Regions from separate parts of the Homo sapiens genome. Here regions 1 and 2 are each linked to region 3. Evidence: chromatin loops called from intact Hi-C (ENCODE). Cell type or tissue: PC-3. All regions are shown on one strand.

Evidence for each region. A loop is a pair of places that touch in the nucleus more often than their neighbours do. Peaks named below come from ENCODE experiments on the same cell type or tissue, not always from the same donor. Only the 100,000 strongest peaks of a DNase experiment are listed, where the experiment ranks them.
Region 1: it touches region 3 in a loop (11-fold over the local background); 3 of 110 quality-filtered maps call a loop at or near these places.
Region 2: it touches region 3 in a loop (7-fold over the local background); 2 of 110 quality-filtered maps call a loop at or near these places.

The regions. Positions count from the first base shown.
Region 1 is chrX:141,465,878-141,473,877 of GRCh38, forward strand. No RefSeq gene overlaps it. Among named protein-coding and RNA genes, the nearest start is that of SPANXA2-OT1, 33 kb to the right of the region's middle. In PC-3, a CTCF peak has its summit at 1,703; DNase peaks (open chromatin) are centred at 3,354 and 3,794; H3K27ac peaks cover 2,590 bases.
Region 2 is chrX:141,217,236-141,225,235 of GRCh38, forward strand. No RefSeq gene overlaps it. Among named protein-coding and RNA genes, the nearest start is that of SPANXC, 21 kb to the right of the region's middle. In PC-3, no CTCF peak of the experiment used is centred here; a DNase peak (open chromatin) is centred at 3,596; H3K27ac peaks cover 3,271 bases.
Region 3 is chrX:141,401,453-141,409,452 of GRCh38, forward strand. No RefSeq gene overlaps it. Among named protein-coding and RNA genes, the nearest start is that of SPANXA2-OT1, 97 kb to the right of the region's middle. In PC-3, no CTCF peak of the experiment used is centred here; DNase peaks (open chromatin) are centred at 4,199, 4,559 and 4,959; H3K4me3 peaks cover 718 bases; H3K27ac peaks cover 3,048 bases.

The DNA.
Region 1 (8,000 bases), 64 kb after region 3:
CTTTCCTTAGCTGCATCCAGTCTACTAATATGCCCATCACAGGCATTCTTCATTTCTGTTGCAGTGTCTTTGATCTCTAGCATTTCTTTTAAATGCTATCTCAGAATTTCCATCTCTTTGCTTACATTATCTATCTGTTCTTGCATGTTGTCTACTTTTTCCATTAAAGCTCTTAGTACAATAATACGTATTTTCAAAAAAATTCCTCGTCTGATAATGCCACCATTCCTGATATATTTGAATTTTGTTCTGATGTTTGTTCAATCTCTTCAAACTTTGTTTTGCCAGTAATGTCCTTGTAATATTTTGTTGAAGGATGAACATCGTACATTGGGTGAGAGAAACTGCAATGAAGAGGCCCTGAATGATGTAGTGGTATGTGTTTGAAGGTGGCATGTGAAGTGTTCTATAGCTTTATGATTAGCTTTGTCTTTTTTTTTTTTTTTTTTTTTTGAGAAGGAGTCTCACTCTGTCACCAGGCTGGAGTGCAATGGGGTGATCTCGGCTCACTGCAACCTCCACCTCCTGGGTTCAAACGATTCTCCTGCCTCAGCCTCCCAAGTAGCTAGGACTACAGGCGCACGCCACCATGCCTGGCTAATTTTTTGGTATTTTTGGTAGAGACAGGGTTTCACCATGTTAGCCAGGATGGTCTCGATCTCCTGACCTCGTGATCCACCCGCCTCAGCCTCCCAAAGTTCTGGGATTATAGGTGTGAGCCACCGCGCCGGGTGATTAGCTTTGTCTTTTGGTGAACCTGTGCCCCTAAACTGTGAACTTAGCCAATACTTCTCAGCTTCTTCCCCCTTGGATAGGACAGAATGTTTATAGTGGTGAGAGTTGAGCATCTCCCTTTCCTCACATGAAAGGCTACAGGGAGCTGGAATTGGGTATTTTCCTTCCCACAAGTAGGTTCTGAAATAGTCCCAGCAGGTTAGACTCTTGTAAAATACTGTAGTTTCTCCTAAGGACATGTCTTCTGAAGAAGAACAAAATGCTTTGGTGTATTTCAGAATGTTTACTTTTCTAAAGCATGAGGGGACTTTCTGATGCTCATTATGAAGACCCAATAGAGCTCCAAAAGGTAAAAACTCACAAAATGTAAGTGCAGCCATATAACAGAAGTTTTTAACTTTCAGAGTTGTCCACTCTGAGCCTCCAGCGTTTCACCAATTACAGTTTACGTTTTCTTACTATGGCATTGGTTCTTGTGGAGGTTTCTGCTTTGGGGTTTCTGCTCTAGTAAGCTGTGATTCCCTTTGTCTGCCTGTTTCTGTCTCCAATTTTGGGGGCAGCAATTTACTCTGTGACCTCACTTCTTTGATGAATCTATAGCCTAAGAATAGTTGTTGATTTTCCCTTTTGTTCAGCTCTTCACATGTTGATAGGAAGGAGCAACAACTTCCAAGCACCTTACATGTTGGACCAGACACCAGAAGTGGTAGAAATTAAAATGAACAGAATAATGTTAAGGACATATCCAAGGTTATACACCTAAGAAGTAATGAATCCAGACTCAAAACTAATGTCAGAGCCCACTGTCAACCACTGCCCTAAGCTGATCTCAGACCACTCTGCTATACTTAAAAAGCGTATATTGGTTATATGTGGGCTCTAGAGCTAGACTCTTTAGGTATGAATCCAGTTCCATCACTTTTATTAGTTGTATGACTTTTTGCCTAAGTCTGTTGTAGGGATTAAGTGAGTTGGTTTCTGAAATGCACTTACAACAACAGTGACTAGAAGTGAGAAAGCGCTTACTAAATGGTGGCAGCTTTTGGTACTGCATGGAAGAGCCAGCATTCTTATCCCTCCAATACATGAAAAATGCACAGGTGTGGTATGGTGAATTTGTAGCATCTCTTCTGGAAATTCGGGCGGAAGAGATTTCCAAAGCATCTGTTTTCTTGAAATGCTGCACCCTATATAGTTTCTTGCTCTTCAAAGTCTGGTACATTAAACCAACAACATTGGCATCTCCTGGGAGCTAATAAAAAAATGAAAATTCTCAAGTCCCATCCCAGACCATTTGAATCAGAATCTGCATTTTAACAGGATTCCCAGGTGATTAATTGGTGCATTTTAGTTTAAGACTCTGATATAGCATAGTGGTTAAGAGCACAGGCTTTGAATTCAGACTCATTTGCATCAGAAGCGAAGTTCTGTCAATTATAAGCTCTGTAATCTTTGAGCAGTTTTCTTAACTATCTGTGCCTAATTTCCTCATCTATAAAATTGGAATAATAATAATACCTCTCTCACAGGGCTGTTGAGAAGATAGACACACAGTAGGTGCTCAGAAAACAAATGTTATAGCTACATTGCTACCATTATCATCAAAGTGTCAAGGCTGAAACAGGCCAGGTGAAAAGCTATCCCCATGAAGTCAGTATATAGGGGAAAGAGGGCACTTGAGGATGGCTCAAGTCTGGAGGGTCACAGCCTGGATACTTTATTCAACTACAGTGGAGAGCAGGGTATTATCACAAGGAATGCTTAGATCACATGTGAAACAAAAAGGGCATAAAGTTGAAATTGTGAGGCAAAGACATCAGGACAAGAACAAGTTGAAGATTAGAAGGAAGGACAAGGAGAGAACTAAGCAGGAAGAGTGACTGCTGGTTCAGAGAGAAAACCTAGTCTCCAGCACTGGTACAACCAAGTGGTATGATTGTGTTCTGATGCACTTGGATCACATGGCCAGAATAATAAAGGGAGCTCCTTAAAGGTACTGGAGGGGCTCCGCCAGCACCGCTCCCCACCCCCCAAAAAAACACACACCTGGTTTAGAATACCCCCAAGGACATCGATCCATCTCATCTACTGTATCCTTAATGCATCCCAGGAACAATTAACTAAAGCGGGGTTTCACTGGGTGCAAGAGGAGGAATTCATTCCCTATTTCCATACATTTACTCTTTCATTACTGCTTTGGAGTGCATGAAACTTGACCATGATTAAACAGAAACACTTTTTTGAGTATGCAATCCAAGGAGCTATTTTTCCCCAACCTACTGGGCTGAAAAATATTTATTCTTCCTGAAGGATGGAATGGTAGCCTCCGTGGTTTGGCTTCTTGCAATAACACTCCCTAAGGGTTAATGTGCTATTAATATGGCAAAAAAGGAAGAAACCCCTTTAAATAGCAGCTTATGCTTCTTTTTGATTTCTCTCCTGCAAAAGTTGATTTACTGTGTGTTTCTTCCATCTGGCAGGAAGCTAATCTGAATATGAATCAATCCTTGCAAAAATAACTGCAGGAAATTTTAGACATTCATAACTTTCCAAAGTTTTTTTTTTTCTTTAACAATAGCATTTTTGTCATTCTTTCAGTTGTGCAAAGTTTTTCAATTGAAATGAAGTATGACTATTTAAGGAATTCTGCCACCTCATCCTGAATGCCTCCTTTACTGTTATAGATTCACATTGCTCATCTTCTAGATATTTGCACATAAATGAATAATTGCTGTTATCCCAAAAAGTTTTAATCATGAGGGGAAAACAGATTAATGTGATGTTCCCAACTAGAAAAGCAACATAGCAAAAAAAGATAATTCTCAAATATCTAATTCTTCTTTCCTTGTAGTATATTTTGTAATAATGATGTTTTCTTCTAACACTGCTTGTACCAATTACTATTTCTGGAGCTGCTAAACAAAATGGGACAAGAAAAAGCTATCTTATAAATCTAGACTGGAGTCTTTAACAAGTAACTTGGCATTTTCAAAATCATTGCTTCTCAACCGTTGCCACATCGTAGCATACCTTAAAAATAATGTTTGTACAGCATACTGAGGTAAATAGATGAGGCTGCTTGGGCAGGAAATGACTGGCCCAGGGACTCCAGCTGCCTCAGGTCCCATCAAACCATCTCAACGCTTGGGGAATAAATATTTCATTACACCCACAGCCATTTTCACTAAGCACACAAGCTCTGCTCATGATGACCCTGTTCCTCTGAACTTAGAATTGGTGAAGGAACGGGCCAGGTGTGGTGGCTCACACCTGTAATCCCAGCACTTTGGGAGGCTGAGGCGCGCAGATCATGAGGTCAGGATTTTGAGACCAGCCTGACCAACATGGTGAAACCCTGTCTCTACTAAAAATACAAAAATTAGCTGGGCGTGTGGCACGCGCCTGTAATCCCAGTTACTCAGGAGGCTGAGGCAGGAGAATTGCTTAAACCTGGGAGGTGGAGGTTGTAGTGAACCGAGATCGTGCCACTGCACTCCAGCCTGGGCAACAGAGACTCTGTCTCAAAAAAAAAAAAAAAAAGAAAGAAAGAATTGGTCAAGGAAAATGTTTTCCATTAGAAAATTGAAGTCACATCATCCAGACTAATGGATGAGTGTCTTTGGCAGAATTTCCAGACAAAGGCTATATGGCCAAGTCACTCCACTTTATACTGACTTGTCAAGTATGACTGGCTAGCCCAGCACTTTCCAAACTGTGTTTCATAGAATGCTAGTATTCCACGAGATATTATTAGACACTAAAGAAATTTCCCTTCTGTAGTCAAATAATTTTGAGATTTAGTGGGTTAAACGTATTTCATTACTATAAGAGTTTCTGAACTCTTTCACATCCTAATGTGATTTGTGAATTTCCAAAAAAATAAGATAGAGCTGATTGGCAACATATGGTTGTGCAAGTTGTGCACTGTACAACTCTAGAGGTAAATATTCACATTGTAGCTTATTATACGACACTCATTTATGTAGTGTACAACCTCTACATGGCAGGACTAGAATATAGCATGCAATATTTTCCATATATTCGACCATGGGACGTTGTCCAGAATACTTGTTAATGTCTACTAGAGCACATTTGGTTCTACGTGAACTCCACCGATGATCTTGTTCATTTTGCTACCTTTCCAGCATTCTATGTTCTAAGTAACTCGACTCCTTTTTCCCAAACAGATTGTGCTTTCTCTCACCCCTGTGAGGAAAGAACACGGTCTTTCATGTGACCCCAGCCTGAGTTCAATACCAGATCTGCCACTTATTTACCAGCTCTGGGCCTTGGTGCTATCTGCAAAATAGAAAGAGTATCATGCACATTACAGGGTGCTTGTGTGGATTAAATGAGCAAGCAAATGTAAAGGCCCAGTACAGACCCAGACACAGAGTAATACATGTTGATTGTCCCTTATCTTAAATGCTTGGGACCAGAAGTGTTTCAATTTTTTGATTTTTTTGGATTTTGGAATATTTCCATTATATTTACCAGTCAAGCATACCTAATGCAAATATCTGAAATCCAAAAAGCATTTTCTTTGAGCACCATGCTGGTACTCAAAAAGTTTCAGATTTTGGAATGTTACAGAGTTGGTGTGTTCAACCTGTATACAACAAATATTCCTCTTCACCGTCAGTGCTTTTGCTGAAATTCCCACTGCCTGCAATGCCTTTCTGTGCTCAGTCTGTCCTTGAAGGAATATCTCATTTACAAAGCCTTCCTGGTGCAGCTACTCCCTTCTTCAAACCTCTGTAGCACTTTGTAGTTCATTCAAAGGTATATTCTAGCACATTATTTCTGATAGAATAATTTTGACCAATTTCTCATCTCCCTTGCTTGAGTATGAAATCTTGAGGGCCGCAGCATTGTCTTGTTCACCTTTGATCCTCAACGGAACCTGGGATATCTTAGGTACTCAGTAGATGTTTGTATAATCTAGTGAAATAAAAATCATAAAGTAGCTGGCAGGTAGCCACAATATTTTTCACTGAAGAGGTGATGATAATAGCTCTTCTGGGCTGACTGGGTGCACATTATAGTCTGGGCAAAAATTTGTCTACTGGTTTGCATAGACAGACACAGCAAATCATAAAGATACATTTTGCATAGCACGAAGAAGACATAGAGGTTTAAATTGCATGAATGTGCTGTATAATTAACATCTTCTATGGAATAAAGGCCTTGAAGCATAGAGTTGATGATTAATCTCATAATTGATTAAAAATTCAAAAATAAGGCAAATACTTTAGAACAGAGTCCCAGACTCAAAGATCGATATACATAAAATCCCTTTTCCTTAAGTTATCTTCAACTGCTAACCTATACTAAACACTAAGCTAAGCCTCTTTAGAAATTTCTATTAAGATGATGCATTTGCTTACATTACAATATCTACTGTTCTGAGTATATGTAGACAGCCCATTTTTACATCAATAAAATATGAATTATCTATACCCAGCGTTATATTTTATTCAGGTTCTCATGCTAAAGTATTTTTAAATGAGATATATATGTCCAAAATAAGTTGCACATTAGCTTTTCAAGTAAGAATTTTGTTATGAAGATTTAAGGTAAATGCAAACAATCTTGTAAAGTGGGGCTACATTCATCAACAGGAATTAGATACTTTAGGAAGAAAATTCAAGATCAAGAACATCTTTTTAAATAATGTCAAAGGGACTTTTTACAAAAATCACCTAGTTAAGACATACAGTTCTATTTCTTAACAAGTGTTTTGGCCCTTGACACCTTATTTGAAGAGTGATTTATCAGAAAACTACAAAATTATGATGGTTGAAGGTGTTGATAACTTCCATAACAACTGATTAGTTTCTATAACAGCATGATATCAAAATGCCCCCATACAACGTGTCAATAATAATAATGTGTAAGCATATGAATTGTTTTAATTTACAAATCCAGAGAGTTGCAGGCTTTATTCAATAATTTAACACTTACATTTCAAAATATATATACTGTGTGGACACAACCCTTAAAGCAAGCAAACAATTGATTATTAAAGTAGTCGTTTCAGGACAAATAAAGAAAGATGCTATTGTAATTGTTGCTGGTTTATTTTTTATTTTTTTATTTTTTTATTTTGAAATGGAGTTTCACTCTTGTTGCCCAGGCTGGAGTGCAATGGCATGATCTCGGTTCACTGCAACCGCTGCCTCCCGGGTTTAAGTGATTCTCTGGCTCAGCCTCCTGAGTAGCTGGGATTACAGGCCTGCGCCACCACGCCCGGCTAATGTTTTGTATTTTTAGTAGAGGCGGGGTTTCACCGTGTTAGCCCGGATAGTCTCGATCTCCTGACCTCGTGATCTGCCCGCCTCAGCCTCCCAAAGTGCTGGGATTACAGGCATGAGCCACTGCACCCAGCCGTCTGTAGCCGTTTTAATGTTCTTGTCTACTCATTCTATAGGTGCCATTTTCTGGTCTCTTTCTATTGAATGGCTTTTCTGCTCTTATTTCCTTTCCTTCATGCGTGATTGGTAACTTTTTATTTGATGTCAGACAATGTGGATTTTACCTTTTTGATGGTGTTTTTCTTCTCCTAATATTATTTTCACACTTAAATCTGAGATGCTTTAAATTTACTTGGAAAAAAAAAACATTGATTCTTTCAAGGCTTGTTTGTAAACTTCATTAGACAGAACCAGACTAGCTATTAATCTAGGACTATTTTTCTTCCACTACTGTGGCGATACCCTCTGACGAACCTACCTAATATCATGTGAAATACAAGGCTTTTCACTCTGACTTGTGGGAACAAGAAATGTTTGAGCTCTAAGAATTGTTTTTTTCTGCTGTTTACAGATAGTTGCTTCTCCAGCTTCAGTTAGTTTCCTCATATTCATGCACTGATTCATGCTCAACTAAAGCTGAGAAGGACCTTCAACAAATCGCTGCAGTTGTCTTATTTTTTGTGCAGCTTTCTTTTCTCTTGTATTCTTCCCTGAAATTTGTAGCTGTATTTCCCTTTTTGGACTCCTAGCTCTGTCTTCTCAACTTAGGGAGGCCACTGGATTCCATTTAGGTTCTCCATTTCTTTTTATTTTATTTATTTACTTATTTGTTTATTTTGAGATGGAGTCTTGCTCTGTCGCCCAGGCTGGAGTGCAGTGGCCAGATCTCAGCTCACTGCAACCTCCGTCTCCAGGGTTCAAGCAATTCTCCTGCCTCAGCCTCCTGAGTAGCTGGGACTACAGGCGTGTGCCCCCACACCTGGCTAATTTTTGGATTTTTAGGGGAGACAG
Region 2 (8,000 bases), 180 kb before region 3:
TGGCTCACACCTGTAATCCGAGCACATTGGGAGGCCGAGGCAAGTGGATCATCTGAGGTGGGGAGTTCGAGACCATCCTGGCCAACATGGCGAAACCCCCTCTCTACTAAAAATACAAAAATTAGCTAGGCGTGGTGGCATGTGCCTGTAATCCCAGTTACCTCAGAGGCTGAGGCAGGAGAATTGCTTGAACCCGGGAGGCAGAGGTTTCAGTGAGCCGAGATTGCGCCACTGCACTCTAGCCTGGGCGACAGAGTGAGATTCTGTCTCAAAAAAAAAAAAAAAAAAAAAAGTAGGAAATACTTCTATTTCGTTTTCTGTGTTGTGAAAACCTAATGTTGAGCTGGTCAAGTGGGAAATTTGTTTTCTGCTGCTTTACTCCTCCTGAAAAATTTGATTTCAATTTCAAAACTGCTCCAAAGTGAAATGGCGCTCAGTAACCACGTATTACTTCCTATCATGGGCTCATCAAAAACACAACTTTCTACTACTGATAACCATTCCCAAAAGAGAAAAGGTATGAAAAGTGTAAGATTTGCAGGTCAGTATGAGAAAAATGTCCAAGTGAGATTTTCACGAGATCTTCCCGTGCCAATAAAAATATCACCTGCAATTCAAGGAACATAACTGGCTCCGTGAGCTGAATCACTTTACCTGGCTAAGTCTCACCTTTCTCAGCTACAAAATGAAGGGGTAGTTCCAGATCAGTGGTTCTCATCCTTGGCTACTGCGCATCGTAACTTTCCAAGATGCTTTTCAATCACACTGAAGCTGGGCCCCAAGAACACTTTGTATGATACGGGGGTCTCTCTTCCTTAAAGGTTTGATAGAACTTGACTAGAAAATTTCCTGGATATGTGCATATATGTTTATGTGTGTGCGTGTTGACATATTTTCACAGGCAGATTTTTATCTACTGATTTAATATATTTACTGGTTATAAGTTTATTCAGGTTTTCAGTGTTTTTATGACACACTTCTGAGAAGTTTTGCTAGGAAATTGTCCATCTTATACATGTTTAAGTGTATACTGGCAGAAAGTTGTTCATAATATTCCTTTATACTTTTACAATTTTATAAGTATATTTGCAGTTACGTTCATACTTTCACTTATAATATTGTTTATTTGGCTCTTTTGTTTACCCTTTTAATCTTTATTTCTAGAGTTTTTATCTATTTGACTTTTTTTAAAAAAACATACATTTTGTATTATTGCTCCTATTATTTCTTTGTTTTTTCTTTACTTCGGTTTTTATATTTACATGCTCCTTTTCTACTTTATTTGCTTTTGTGCTGCTATTCTTTGTTTTAGGTTTTTGTGTAGCACATTTGGCTCCCTCGTTTTAAGCTTTTCATCTTTTCTGATGTATGCAGTTGGGTCTAAACCTTTCCCTGTCATTACTGCTTTGGCTGTGTATCACAACTGTTGATACGAAATGTTTTCATTGTCATTCATTTCAAAATATGATTTAATTTCTATTATGGCTTTCTCTTTGTTCCATAAGTTATTATAAATATATTTTAATCTTTCTAAGTAGCAAGGAATTCGTTTTCTTTTAGCTTTTTATTTCTGTTATTTCATTTCATCTCAAACCATATGGATAGTCCATATGATATTGATTGGTATTTGTTAAGATTTTCTTTGTGGATTAAAATTATTTTTTTTAATTATACCTTAAGTTCTGGGATACATGTGCAGAACGTGCAGGTTGCTGACATAGGTATACACGTGCCATGGTGGTTTGCTGCACCCATCAACCTGTCATCTACATTAGGTATTTCTCCTAATGCTATCCCTCCCCTAGTCCCCCACCCCCTGACAGGCCCCGGTGTGTGATGTTCCCCTTCCTGTGTCCATGTGTTCTCATTGTTCAGCTCCCACTTATGAGTGAGAGCATGCGGTGTTTGGTTTTCTGTTCTTGTGTTAGTTTGCTGAGAATGATGGTTTCCAGCTTCATCCATGTCTGTGCAAAGGACATGAACGCATCCTTTTTTATGGCTGCATAATATTCCATGGTGTTTATGTGCCACAAAAAATGTGGTTAATTTTTTAATAAAGCCCCATTGGTGCTTTAAAAAAAATTTTATTATCTAATTGCTACGTGTGAGATTCTATATGTCCATTAAATAAAGCTTGCTAATTTTGATATACAAATATTTTATAGTCTTTATATATATTACTGATTGATTCATTAGTTTCTGAGCAAGAGATATTAAAATCTTCCACCATGATCATATATTTATGATTTTTCTCTTTATAATTCTAATATTTTTGGTTTTACATGTTTTGATGTTATGTGTTAGGTGCTTATAAATTCCCACTAATATCTCTTTAGTATACATTTTAGCATTATCATATAACTAAAAATGCTCTTTTGTCTAAATTCTGTTTTGCTTAATATTGATATTAATATACCCATGGCACATTAATCCTGATTTGTTTTCTTCCATTCCTTTATCTTAAACGTCTCAAGGTCTTTACATTTTAATCATCTCTCTTATAAACAACATATGGCTACATGTTTTATATGCAATATAAGACCATTGATTTTAACTGACAATTAAGGACATTTACATTTATTGTGATGACAGATATATTTCAATATATTTGTACCATTTTCTTTTTGCATTTCTTTCTAGATTCTCTCTTTGCTTCAGTTTACCTCCCTCCTTTCTTGCATTCTATTTACTAATCTGCTCATCTTTGTTACATTTTCCTCCATTAGCATATAAATAATACATTTCATCCATTTCTGTTTTCCTTTTTTTCACATTTTATTTCTAATGTTTTAGTCATCAATTTTGAGATTTTAAAGAAGTGACTTAAACTCTAAACTTATCAGTGCCTCTACTCCCCTTTTGCACAATAAAGTTCTTAGATCACTTTTTACAGAGATCATCCTCTTCCCTTCTTAGATGTCTAGTATTTTAATTCCATTTCATTTTATGCCCATCTAAAGTTAAGCTACAGTTATTGTTTTATGTAGCTCATGCTTAAATTACCCACGTATTTATCAGCTTCTTTTTCACCATTGCTTGTTACATCTCAGTCCTTCCTCTGAGTGTAATTTTTATTTTTATATAGTAGTTCCATTAACATTATAGCAAAATCTATAATCTGGTGACCTCTCAGTCTTTCTTTATCTGAATGTATGTTCATTTTTACATTATAATCAGTCAGTTACAGATTGCTAGGTTTGCAATTACTTTCTTCCATTGCCTGAAGTAATGATTTCATTGTCTTTTGGCTTCTTTTACTGCTTTTGAGAAACTTACACCCATGTAATGGTATATTACTTCTTGTTAGGTGAACTTCTCCCTCCCTTGGTAGCTCTTAGGATTGTTCCCCAAATGGAGATATACCTAATGTTAAATGACGAGTTACTGGGTGCAGCACACCAACATGGCACATGTATACATATGTAACTAACCTGCACATTGTGCACATGTACCCTAAAACTTAAAGTATAATAAAAAAAAAAAGAAAGGATTGTTCCCCTGTTGTTGGTCTGCGGTTTCACTATTATATGTCTATGAGTAGTTTCAGGAAGCTGTGAGTCATCTGGACTGGAGGCAAATTCTTTCAGGATGATTTCATGTTTGCCAATGTCCAGGGATAAAGGCAGTTTATTTCCAATTTTATGCCAATTTCTTGGCTTGAGGTTTCCTGCATCACACAGGTGGAGTGTAGTTTCATATCCACATGTGGCACAGACCTAGAGCTTTGAATTTTTAGAAGAGATATTTTCACGGTTTTTTCCTACCCAGAGACATGAAAACACAAAATTTCTCACTTGTCGTATCCCTGGATTGTTAGGAATCTTAATTTGTCATTTCTTTTATTCCCCCATACCTCATCATTTAGCCAAAGATGCAGACCTTCAAGGTTCCTGTCTTTAAGCCAGGATTTTACTTCAAATTATTTTCCTCCATAAGCCAAAGGCCTAATCTGTTCTCAGATGGATGTCAAAAGCTCCAATTCTTATATTACTGATACCCACAACCCCTTATCATTCTTATCCCTGTAGTAGTTACAGCATTAATATTAACTCACATACTTCTTACTTAGCAGTTTTTTCTTAATTTCGGACACCAGAAATTACGATCTCAACTAAGTACATGAAAGAATTCTTTTTTATATCTAGTTCAGCACTAACTAGGTGTTCATTGCAAGGGTATTTTCAATTCTCTTTATCTGCTGCTTTGCTGCAGAAGACTAATTGTCTATTTTGGGTATCTGTCTTTCAAAGTAGACTCACGCTTCTCCAGGCTAAAACTCGAGTTAAGACTTCATGGAGTGTGGTAGTAGCAGCATTCTAGGCAATAAAAGAGAATGTTCAAAAGCTTGGAATTAAACATCCTATGCTGTTTTCTGGGAACAGTCCAGTGTAGTTTATCTTTTGGTTATGTGAGGGTGCGTAAAGGAAGCTATGACAAGTGCCAATGGTGATGGTCATTTCATGTCATCATAAAGAATTTAGTTTTATTTTCCAACAAAATTGAAGCCATTGGAGAGTTTAAACAGTGGAATGTCATAATCAGATTTGTGTTCCAGGCCAATGGCTCCAATTGCTCAGGCTGATATGAGTATAAGTAAAAGTGGATGTGGGAAACCAATGAGACAACCACAAGAGTTCAGGAAAGAGTGCATTTTAATCAGGCTATTTTCAGGAACACAATTTCATCTCTAGGTTTCTGGAGACCAGAGAAGACACTTTACAGACGCATACACACATTTGTACACACATACCCTGCTGCCATCACACCAAACTTTAAATAAACTTGGTATGTTTCTGCAGTCAATAAGTGATTAATTATTGCTTAATTGACTCAGCAAGCCAGCTACTATTCCATAGCCTCACCTGAGCTACAACATCAAGCTGTATGAATCATATTTATCTTTCCAATGTCATGAAAATAAAATGAAGTTTAAAATAAATAAAAGAAAATGAAATTCGTGACCCTACCTAAGCCAGAAAAGCAGCTGTATGCTTATCTGTGGGAATGACGATTGTTTCATTCTGGAGATGTCAGCTCAGCTGTGTAGCTTTTCTGGCACATTATATCACTAAACCAATTGCTTGTATGGTCAGTTAGCCCCTTCTATCAGTGACTTGACAAGGGTTCCAGCATTCTCCCTCCCATCAGTTTACTACAAGAACTAAAACAAAACAAAACAAAAACAAAACAAAACAAAAACCAAAGCAAAAACATCCTTCTTTACATGAAAACTCATTGTCTTCCCAAAGTTACCCACAATGAATGATTTCTGTAGGAGAGAGGCTCACTGTCAAGATCAGTCTGTTTTCTGAAACTCACTCCCATCTATCCTCTAGTAAATACTTTTCAGCATACACTCAGGCTTACCTGTCTCAACCAATACCCTAGGTTGTCTGATGGCACAGAGATCTAGTGGTGTCTCACTCTTTTAAATTCTTCAAACAGCCACTGAAGACAAGTGGAGTCTACACTGTTTGGTTCACAAATCAAGAAAAGACATGTAAATATACCCAGGTGGACACGACATGACATTTTCTTTCAAATATTCTGCACTCGTGGCCTGCCAAACATTTCAAGAGTATTTCTCTCCCTTATTTGGACAAGGTTCTTCTGCATAAATGAGCTGTGCTAAGAAGCTAATCCATAGAAATAAGAGATTGATAAGGGATTAAGAATGAATAAGCAGGCTACTCATGACACTATCCATATGCTGTTTATTTAACTAAGAATAGTCTGATTTTTTAAATTTTTAATTCTGTTGAGAAGAAAGATACTCTTTCCTTTTATCATCCTTATTTATACCACTCATGATTTCTAAGGTTCATAAATAATTCATCTTTTTTTGATTGAGAATGATGACCTTATTGCTTTTAGATACGGATACTGTGTTAGGAACAGGAAGGTCTTCTTAAGAATACTGCACCAGTCGTGCTGAGCTGTGATTTTCCTGGAAGAAAGAACATGGCACACTCAGCTGGTAATGGCGATTGTGGAGAAAAGTCCAGTACCTGTGGGTCAATCTGTGGCAGTCTCTGTTTTCAGTGGGAGCTGTGGCAATTGAAGTTGCAAATAAGATTGTGTTAAATTTTATAGAATAAGACATTGTTAATGCAATATTTAAATTAACTAATAAACCATAGATTTTATATGCCACATTCAAATGGTGTAATACAGTGCATTTGATAAATTTTCATTATTGCAAAAAAAATGACAGCATATTTATATTTCATAATTTATTTCTCCATGACATATGGGAATTCACAAACGCTAAAAGTAATATATAGTACAGTCATTTAAAGATGGTATCATGCTTCTGACATGTTATATAGAAATTTAAAGAAATTTACATTTAATTTAAACAAGTATGAATTGCTTATTTTTTATTTTTATTTTTTAAATTATGCTTTAAGTTCTGGGATACATGTGCAGAACATGCAGGTTTGTTACATACGTATACACCTGCCATGGTGGTTTGCTGCACCCATCAACCCGTCATCTACATTAGGTATTTCTCCTAATGCTATCCCTCTCCTAGCTCCCAACCCCCAATAGGCCCTGGTGTGTGATGTTCCCCTCCCTTGTCCATATGTTCTCATTGTTCAACTCCCACTTATGAGTGAGAACATGCAGTGGTTGGTTTTGTTCCTGTGTTAGTTTGCTGCAAGTGATGGTTTCCAGCTTCATCCATGTCCCTGCAAAGGACATGAATTCATCCTTTTTTATGGCTGCATAGTATTCCATGGTGTATATGTGCCACATTTTCTTTATCCAGCCTATCATCGATGGGAATTTGGGTTGGTCCCAAGTCTTTGCTATTGTGAATAGTGCCGCAATAAACATATGCGTGCATGTGTCTTTATAGTAGAATGATTTATTGTCCTTTGGGTATATACCCAGTAATGGGATTGCTGAGTCAAATGATATTTCTGGTTCTAGATCCTTAAGGAGTAGCCACACTGTCTTCCACAATGGTTAAACTAATTTACACTCCCACCAACAGTGTAAAAGTGTTCCTATTTCTGCACATCCTCTCCAGCATCTGTTGTTTCCTGACTTTTTAATGATTGCCATTCTAACTGGCATGAGAGGTTATCTAACTGTGGTTTTGATTTCCAATTCTCTAATGACCAGTGATGATGAGCTTTTTTTCATGTTTGTTGGCCGCATAAATATCTTCTTTTGAGAAGTGTCTGTTCATATCCTTTGCCCACTTTTTGATGGGGTTGTTTGTTTTTTTTTCTTGTGAATTTGTTTAAGTTCCTTGTAGATTCTGGATATTAGCCCTTTGTCAGATGGATAGATTGCAAAAATTTTCATCCATTTTGTAGGTTGCCTGTTCACTGATGATAGTTTATTTTGCTATGCAGAAGCTCCTTAGTTTAATTAGATCCCATTTGTCAATTTTGGCTTTTGTTGCCATTGCTTTTGGTGTTTTAGTCATGAAGTCTTTGCCCATGCCTATATCCTGAATGGTATTGCCTAGGTTTTCTTCTAGGGTTTTTATGATTTCAGGTCTTACATTTAAGTCTTTAATCCATCTTGAGTTAATTTTTGTATAAGGTGTAAGGAAGGGATCCAGTTTCAGCTTTCTCCATATGGCTAGCCATTTTTCCCAGCACCATTTATTAAATAGGGAATCCTTTCCCCATTTCTTGTTTTTGTCAGGTTTGTCAAAGATCAGATGGTTGTAGATATGTGGCGTTATTTCTGAGGGCTCTGTTCTGTTCCATTGGTCTATATCTCTGTTTTAGTACCAGTACCATGCTGTTTTGGTTACTGTAGCCTTGTAGTATAGTTTGAAGTCAGGTAGTGTGATGCCTCCAGCTTTGTTCTTTTGACTTAGGATTGACTTGGCGATGCGGGCTCTTTTTTGGTGCCATATGAACTTTAAAGTAGTTTTTCCCAGTTCTGTGAAGAAAGTCATTGGTAGCTTGATGGGGATGGCATTGAATCTGTAAATTACCTTGGGCAGTATGGCCATTTTCACGATATTGATTCTT
Region 3 (8,000 bases):
TTGTCTGTCAGTTCCTATATCATTTGTTGGGATTCGTGGCATCCTTGGATTGGGTTTCAATGTACTCCTGCATCTCAATGATCTTTGTTCCTATCCACATTCTTAATTCTATTTCTGTCATTTCAACCATCTCAGTCCAGTTCAGAACACTTACCGAAAAGGTAGCACAGTCGTTTGGAGGAAAGAAGGCACTCTGGGTTTTTGAGTTGTCAGAGGTCTGACACTGCTTGTTTCTCATCTTTGTTGGCTGGTGTTCCTTCAGTCTTTGAAGTTACTGTCCTTTGGGAGGGCTTTTTTTTTGTTTGTTTTATCTTGTTTGATGACCTTGAGGGTTTGATGGTGGTATAAAGTGGTTTATTAGTCAGGGTTCTCTAGAGGGACAGAACTAATGGTATATATATATATATATATGTATGTATGTGTGTGTGTATATATATATGTGTATATATATATATGTATATATATATGTGTATATATATATATGTATATATATATGTGTATATATATATGTATATATATATGTGTATATATATATGTATATATATGTGTGTATATATATGTATATATATATGTGTATATATATATGTATATATATATATGTATATATATATATGTATATATATATATATGTATATATATATATATATATATATGTATATAAAGGGGAGTTTATTAAATATTAACTCACACAATCAAGGTCCCATAATAGGCCATTTGCAGACTGAGGAGCAAGGAGAGCCAGTCTGAGTTCCAAAACTGAAGAACTTGGAGTCTGATGTTCGAGGGCAAGAAGCATCCACACCAGAGAAAGATGTAGGCTGGGAAGCTAAGCCAGTCTCTCTTTTCACATTTTTCTGCCTGCTTATATTCTAGCCACACTGACAGTTGATTAGATTGTGCCCTCCCAGATTAAGGGTGGATCTACCTTTCCCAGCCCATTAACTCAAATGTTAATCTCCTTTGGCAACACCCTCACAGATGCATCCAGGATCAATATTTTGTATCCTTCAATCCAATCAAATTGACACTCAGTTTTAACTATCACAGGTGGGTTCAGTTAACTATCTTCATTTTTGGAAAATTTTAGGGGCCAAGGCTCAGTTCTCAACTTTTGTACTGCGTGCTCCAACTCTGAGGGACTTGTATCAGACCCCAGTGTTATTCTCTGGCTTCTTGAGGTTATCAACCCACTGCACTAGGGGACCAAAATGCTTTTGGACCAGTGGTCACTACACTCTGATGGTTGGTGCCAGCCAAAGCGTTTCTTAGGGCAATGGTAGCGGGATCTTTTCTCATTTGCACATCCGAGCAGCAGTGGCAGTGACAGTATGAAGGGGTGCATGTAAGCAACAACATGGACGGGTGCATGCTAACTGGCTGCAGCAGGGTGTTAGTGGGTGCCAGGGTGCCTATCTTCTTGTGGGCATTCACAGCAGTGGCAGAGGCCGCACAGCTGGTATAGGGGGAGTAGGAGGGGGGCCTGTTGGTGGTTGTGCATGCTGTCACACTTGTGGTGTTAGCACAGGGGCAGAGCATTGGTGGGCACAGGTCTGTGTGCACCCTCTGGCTGCTCAGGGTTGTGGAGGGCTTGCTGTTCTGCATGCCTACTTTCACTCCAGCAGCAGTGTTGGCACAGGGGCAGGGCGCTGATGGGGGCAGGGCTAGCAGCATCTGTGCCTGTCAAAACTCTGAATGAAATGGTGATAAGGCAGGGGAGTGGGGGCAGAGTGCACTCCCACCAGCAGCAGAAGCAGGGCAGGTTGTGCATACAAACGTTCACTGGCAGGGCAGGTAAGGCAAAATCCACTCACAGACACACGTGCTGACAGATATGAAGGGCAGCCATAGGCCTGGGGAAGCTACAGTGGTGGGAGGGAGTAGGCAGGATGGTGCCTGGCCATGGGGGCTGCCCCACCGAAGCTTCCATCCATCAGACACAGTCCACTAGTGCAGGAGCTATGATGCGGTGCCTTGGGGCACCCAACGCTGCATTGCAAGCAAGTACAACCAGGATGGGGTCCTGAGAGAGGCCAGCAGACCAAGGAGTGCTCAGGTTGGACCAGCCCCATTTGATGGGCAAGACTGCCCTGCAGAGTTCAGGTCTGACAGCTCCCCTAAGGCTAAAGTCTCCTATGGGAGCAAGTCAAGGCTGAAAGGATGGGCATCCGTGGCTGTGCTCCACTACAGACACTCCCAAACCAAACCCTCTGGGCTCCGCATAGGCTGGTGTACTCACCTTAGCACTTCTGGAAGAAGCTCTCCCTGCCAACTCAAGTGTCCATGGTGGTCTAGGGATTTCCTCCTGCCAGGATTCCAGAGGCCCAGGTTGCTCCTTGCCAGTTCAACTCACTCATTTGTACCATTCGGGACCGGGAATGAGTCCCAGGGTACAGTAGCCCCGTGCAGAGTTCCCAGCTTCCTCTCTCTTTTCAGCCCATCTTCTGTGCCTTCCCTCCATCCACTTCAGTGCCTTCCTTCTGAAGATCTGTTAGGAGTGCATCAGTCATCTTGATCCCTCAGTGGCAGCTATACCATATGGCTGCATGTAGTCAACTATCTTCGAATCTTCAACTGAATCTTCTTATTTTGTTGATAAAACTTGTATAGGTCTCAGGCCTATGAATTGATGCAGATTTTCTTGACTCCTATATAATAATGGTAATAAATTAGACAATTAAAATTTTTTCCTCCCCTTTTAATTATAGTGTTCTATTCAGTTATCACTGTGTTTTCTAACACTGTAATCCAGTAGTATGCTTAAACTAAAATTCTTTGTTATGTTTATATGTCCATTCAAAAATACTTTATGATCACCTGTTGGGTGGCTGGCACAAATACTTATAGGATATATGAGTAAACAAAACAGATACAATTCCTGCTTTCATAAGGTTCAATTTTCTTAGATCCCTACATGCTAACCCTCCTGAACAATATAAGAAGGGCAGAATTATAAAGCCCTTTTCTATGATTTGAATGTATGTGTCTAAGTAACTTATGTGGCCATAACAGAATACCTGATACTTGGTAGTTTATAAAGAACATAAATGCATTTCTTACAGTTCTGGAGGCTGTTAAGTCCAAGATCAAGGCACAATTATCTAGTGTCCAGTAAGTGTTCAGTCCCTGCTTCCAAGACAACACCTTGATAGTGTGTCCTCAGGAGGGGAAAAACAGTGTGTCCTCACAGAGCAGAAGGCAGAAAGGCAAAAAAAGACAAACTCCCCTCAATCAAGCCCTTTTGTCACAGTATTAATCCATTCATCGGAGCAGAGTTATCAAGACCTAAATACGTCCCAAAAGGCCCCACCTACCAAAACTGTTGCACTGGGGATTTAATTTCCAACGTATAAATTTGGATGGATACATTTAGACCATAGCAGTGTCCTTCCAAAATTTATATGTTGGAACTTTATACCCACTGTGATAATATTAAGAGGTGGAGCCGTTGGGAAAGTGATTAAGTCATGAGTGTTCATGAATAGGATAAGTGATCTTATAAAATATGTTGAAAGGGGCACCCTAGTCCTTTTTTTCCCTTTTGTCCCATCCACCATGTGAGGACACAGTGTTTATTCCCTCCAGAGGATTCAGCAACAAAGCACCATCGTGGAAACAGAGAGTGAGCCCTTACCAGACAATGAATCTGCTAGTGCTTTGATCTTAGATTTCTCAATCTCTATAACTGTGAGGTATAAGTTTCTATTATTTATAAATTGCTTGGACTAAGGTATTTTGTTATAGCAGCAGGAATGGACTAAGACATTTTTCAATAAAATTATTACAATGAGAAAAAACATGGAAACTATTGATGATAAATTAACCTAAAGCAGCAGAATGGAAAATAACTTCTGTACTTAATAATGTAATGCATATAATAATAATATCTACCATTAGAGGAGCACACATAAATAAATAACAGCTATAATTTATTGAGGTCTCTAATAGCACCATGTACTTTATCTGATTGAATTCCTATCTCAAACATGTAATGTAATTACAATTATTACTGAAGCTCACTGGTTAAGGCAAGGATGGGAAGAGAAGAAGAGCGGAACTCTCTCAAAGGCACAGAGATAGTAAATGGCAAAGCCAGGACTCCAAACCTATTGCTTATCTTACCTCACTAAAACAATGTCAGTCAAATACAAGGATGAATAATACATCAAAAGCATTTTCCACTCTCCAGGAGCTCATGAGTCACCCAAAGTTGTAGACAACTAAAAACAATAACATTTACTATGCACTTACTATCACCTCAGTGCTGTGCTAAACCATTTAAAAATACTTTATTTCACTTAATCTTTACAATGAGACTATAAAATAAGTACTGTTAGTATCTCTGTTTTAAAGATAAGGGAACCAAGGGAAACTTGCCTAAGGTCACACAGCTAATAAGGAAGCTGGGACAAGGATTGAGACATACAAAAAACAACATTTTTTTGTACATTAAGGTAAACAGATTATTGGTGAGATTCCTTTGGAAAACTGCCTGTAATAACTTGCTTTCATCCTTTTTCCAGCAGAAAACACAGCACTGAAGCAGATTATATTTTCATGAGTCATTTTCTACTTATGCTACTGAGAGATTTATTTGTTCCATAAACATTAGCTACCATCCTCAATCCAGTGGTATGCAATATTGTGTAAGTGCAGCTCTCCCACACCTGCAGAGGAGTGACCTCAGGGAGCAAACAGAGGTTGCCTCAGCAGTCTCTCTTTCTCTCTCTCTCTCTATTTCATAGACCTATGATCCTGTTCTCAGCAACACTTAAAGTAGCTCTTCTCCTGTGCTTTAATGAAAGCTTGCTCTGACACTGCTATTGATAAGGGGTATTTGATGTCACTTTGGAACGAGTGGACATGTGTATAAGTATATATTTACAGGAAATTAATCCATCCTCTGGTCATGGAAGTTGGAAGAACATAAAAGCATGTAAGCAGCCTGAGATGGTTGACTCACAAGGAAATGACTAAGAGTCACCAAAATGCTATGACTTGGACACCTAAACTATCTAGCATGAGGATATACGCTCTCTTAGAGACTATAAAACTCCACTATGTATTTTATGAGCAGGATTGTGGAAGCTTCTAAATATGGCTACATTAGAAATATTTCAGGGAATGTAAAAAGTTGCCTTTTAAATCATGATTATATAACAATTATTTAGAATGATTAAATTCTGATTTTCCTTGAAAAAATATAAAAGCTAAAATGTATACATCTATGATGAGCTGTTATGTGGAGCAAATAGAAAAGGATAAAATAGAGTAGTTCAAAAGGACTTAGAAATAAAGAAACTAAACCAGAAAGAGTAAAATGGAATTTACTGAGATAGTGGCACAGTTAAAACTGGATGCCCTTTTTACAATAATGTATGTAGAAATACATTCTACAATGCCCCTCCCCAAATTCCAAACCAGAATCATTAACTTGAAAGTCACTCTCAACAATAATTAAGACTCTATGGTTTAAACAATTAATTTGGGCAATGGTAGTTGAAATGGAAACATAATTCATCTGTTTGCTAAGTGTTATGCATTTCCCTGAAAACTGAATCAAATTCTAGCTATCTACATTATAAAATGTAGAATGGTAGAGCTTAGAGAGCGTCATCTGAAATTTTCAGGCTTTACATGAGGAAGCAGAGTTTCCACATAGGGGTTCACTGATTAGTCCTAGGGCACACGATAAGTAAGCACAACTGGAGCTAGTACCCAGAACTCCAAGTCCAGCACTCTTCTTTTTATTAGCTGTAATTTAGGTTTCTTTAGATTTTGTAAAATGGGATCAGAAAAGTATGTTCCTTGAAAACATTTTGAAGGAGGGAGGCTCAGTTTGGTCTTGGCTTCCCACAGCATTTTCATTTTGTTCGCAAGCTCAGAAGTGCTGCACTCCACACAGTCCAATCCTTCTGGGCAATGTTGCATATTCCAGACCTTTGTCATTCCACTCCTTAAGGTTGCCACAGATTTTAATGAAAAAAAAAAAAAACTTCAATAGTGGAATTTCAGGCCTTAGAAAAGAGCTTGGAAAAGAAGTGAATGTATATCCTCGAATCACAAATGGTTTCATGTACTAATCTTGTACTTCTGTGACATACCCATCTCTGACTACAATTTTTTTCACAATTTTATCTTAGTATTTTCCATAGACAGTAATGCAAGCCCTCAATACAGAGTCCCAGATTAGCTCGCCAATGAACATTTGCAGCAAGGCTATTTTGGACAACTTAATGACCCAATGGCTCAGTAATCAAATCAATTGCTCAGCACCTGACCTTTAACTAGATAAAAATCTATAACTCTGACAAATCACTCGTCTCACTGTCTTCTTTACAAAATAATAAGAAAAAAAGACCAGAGCATGAGCCACTATGAGATACCAGAACAAACTCCCTTATAATTTAATATAATATAGAATCACTTTTTCTCTCTCATAAATGGATCAGTACACCTACGGATTCAGTTCTGGTCAAGCAACTACAACTGCACAAAGAAGCCTAAGACTTCTGTCTTTTTATATAAAATATAGCTTACTGAAAAAGTGTCACAGAATATGGATTAATCACACTCTCTGCTCCAGTAATAGTGTATGCCTATATTACGACTTTACAGAACAATAATTTTCTTTATCCCAAAAATCTAAAGAGAGAAAAATGGCTCATGTCACTAAAACATATTGCCATGAAGTATTTTCTGTCACATAAGTGAGTGGAACTCTTTCTGGTTTTTACAAGGCTGCCATTTAATGGTATTTTTTTTAAAAATAATAATAATAAGTCATAGCCATGCAGGTATTCAATGTTCAGTGTATTTTTTTCTACTGTGCATGATAATGGCCTTTCCTTAAAGCTCTTTGATAGGATTGGTCAATATAAGCCCTGAAACCAATAGAAACAGCTCACAGACAACATTCTAATTAGCAAAGGGGCCTATGTGACCCTCAAAGTATCCCTGTTTCTCTTGGCACAGCCTAAAAATCAATATGCATTTTCCTACAGAGACACACAAATGCCATTTAAAAAAAAAACTCTTTTCTCTCTTTCTCTGAAAGTAACCTGAGCTGTGAGAATTGTTATTCTTACTCTGAAAACTATCACCATTGTTTGCTTAGAGGTTCTGTGATACAGTGAACATATATAGGCTTGGAATCACACAGATCTGAGTAGAAATACTAGGTCCTCTACTGGCTAGCTGCATAATTTGGAGGCAGGTCATTTTACCTCTGTAAGCTTCAGTTTTCTCTTCCCAACATAAAGTAGGTATGTGTAAATCAGCACAACCGATTTACTGAAGGGAGAACTCTGCTTCAGTTCCCATTCATGTTCTATATTTGGAGAGAGAAAATGAAATAATTCATCTTATATCAATTCTGAATGAGGCCCAAGTTTTTTATTTATTAATTAGCATTTGAGATGTCAACAGATGTGCTCTACATATGAGTGAAAAATAGCTCTCATAGTTTATCTTCTTGATGCTCTCCAACTGCCAGGCACAGCAGTCTCTAGAATATTGAACAAGTTAATGGAGGTGCCGCAGTGATGCACTGTTGTAGTTAGGAGCAGAACATTAGGCACGGAGTTCTTTAAGTATTTAGTTGTAGGCATATATCCTCAATCCTAATGAAAAAGAATAAAATTTCTCAGTATCTCATTGCAACAGTTAATAGAATTAAATACCCCAAACCAACACTGTAAAGTTGAGGGAACAATGCATCACATAAAAACAAGGGAATGTAATATTTTATTATCTGTTGCCCAACCAATATGCCTCTTTCCATTGTAATTAAACTTTTGGTTTGAATGAGTTTTTTTTCTTTTGTAATAATTTAGTACATTTGCATGTGCATAATAAGTATAAAATTACAATTATTATCATGTAATGCATTTAATGTTCAGTCAATCGTATTATCTTCTGGTCTAAAACCTTAATATCTATTGAATTGAGAGTCCTGAACACAGAGTCCCAGATTAGCTCACCAATGAACAGAAAAAAAAAAA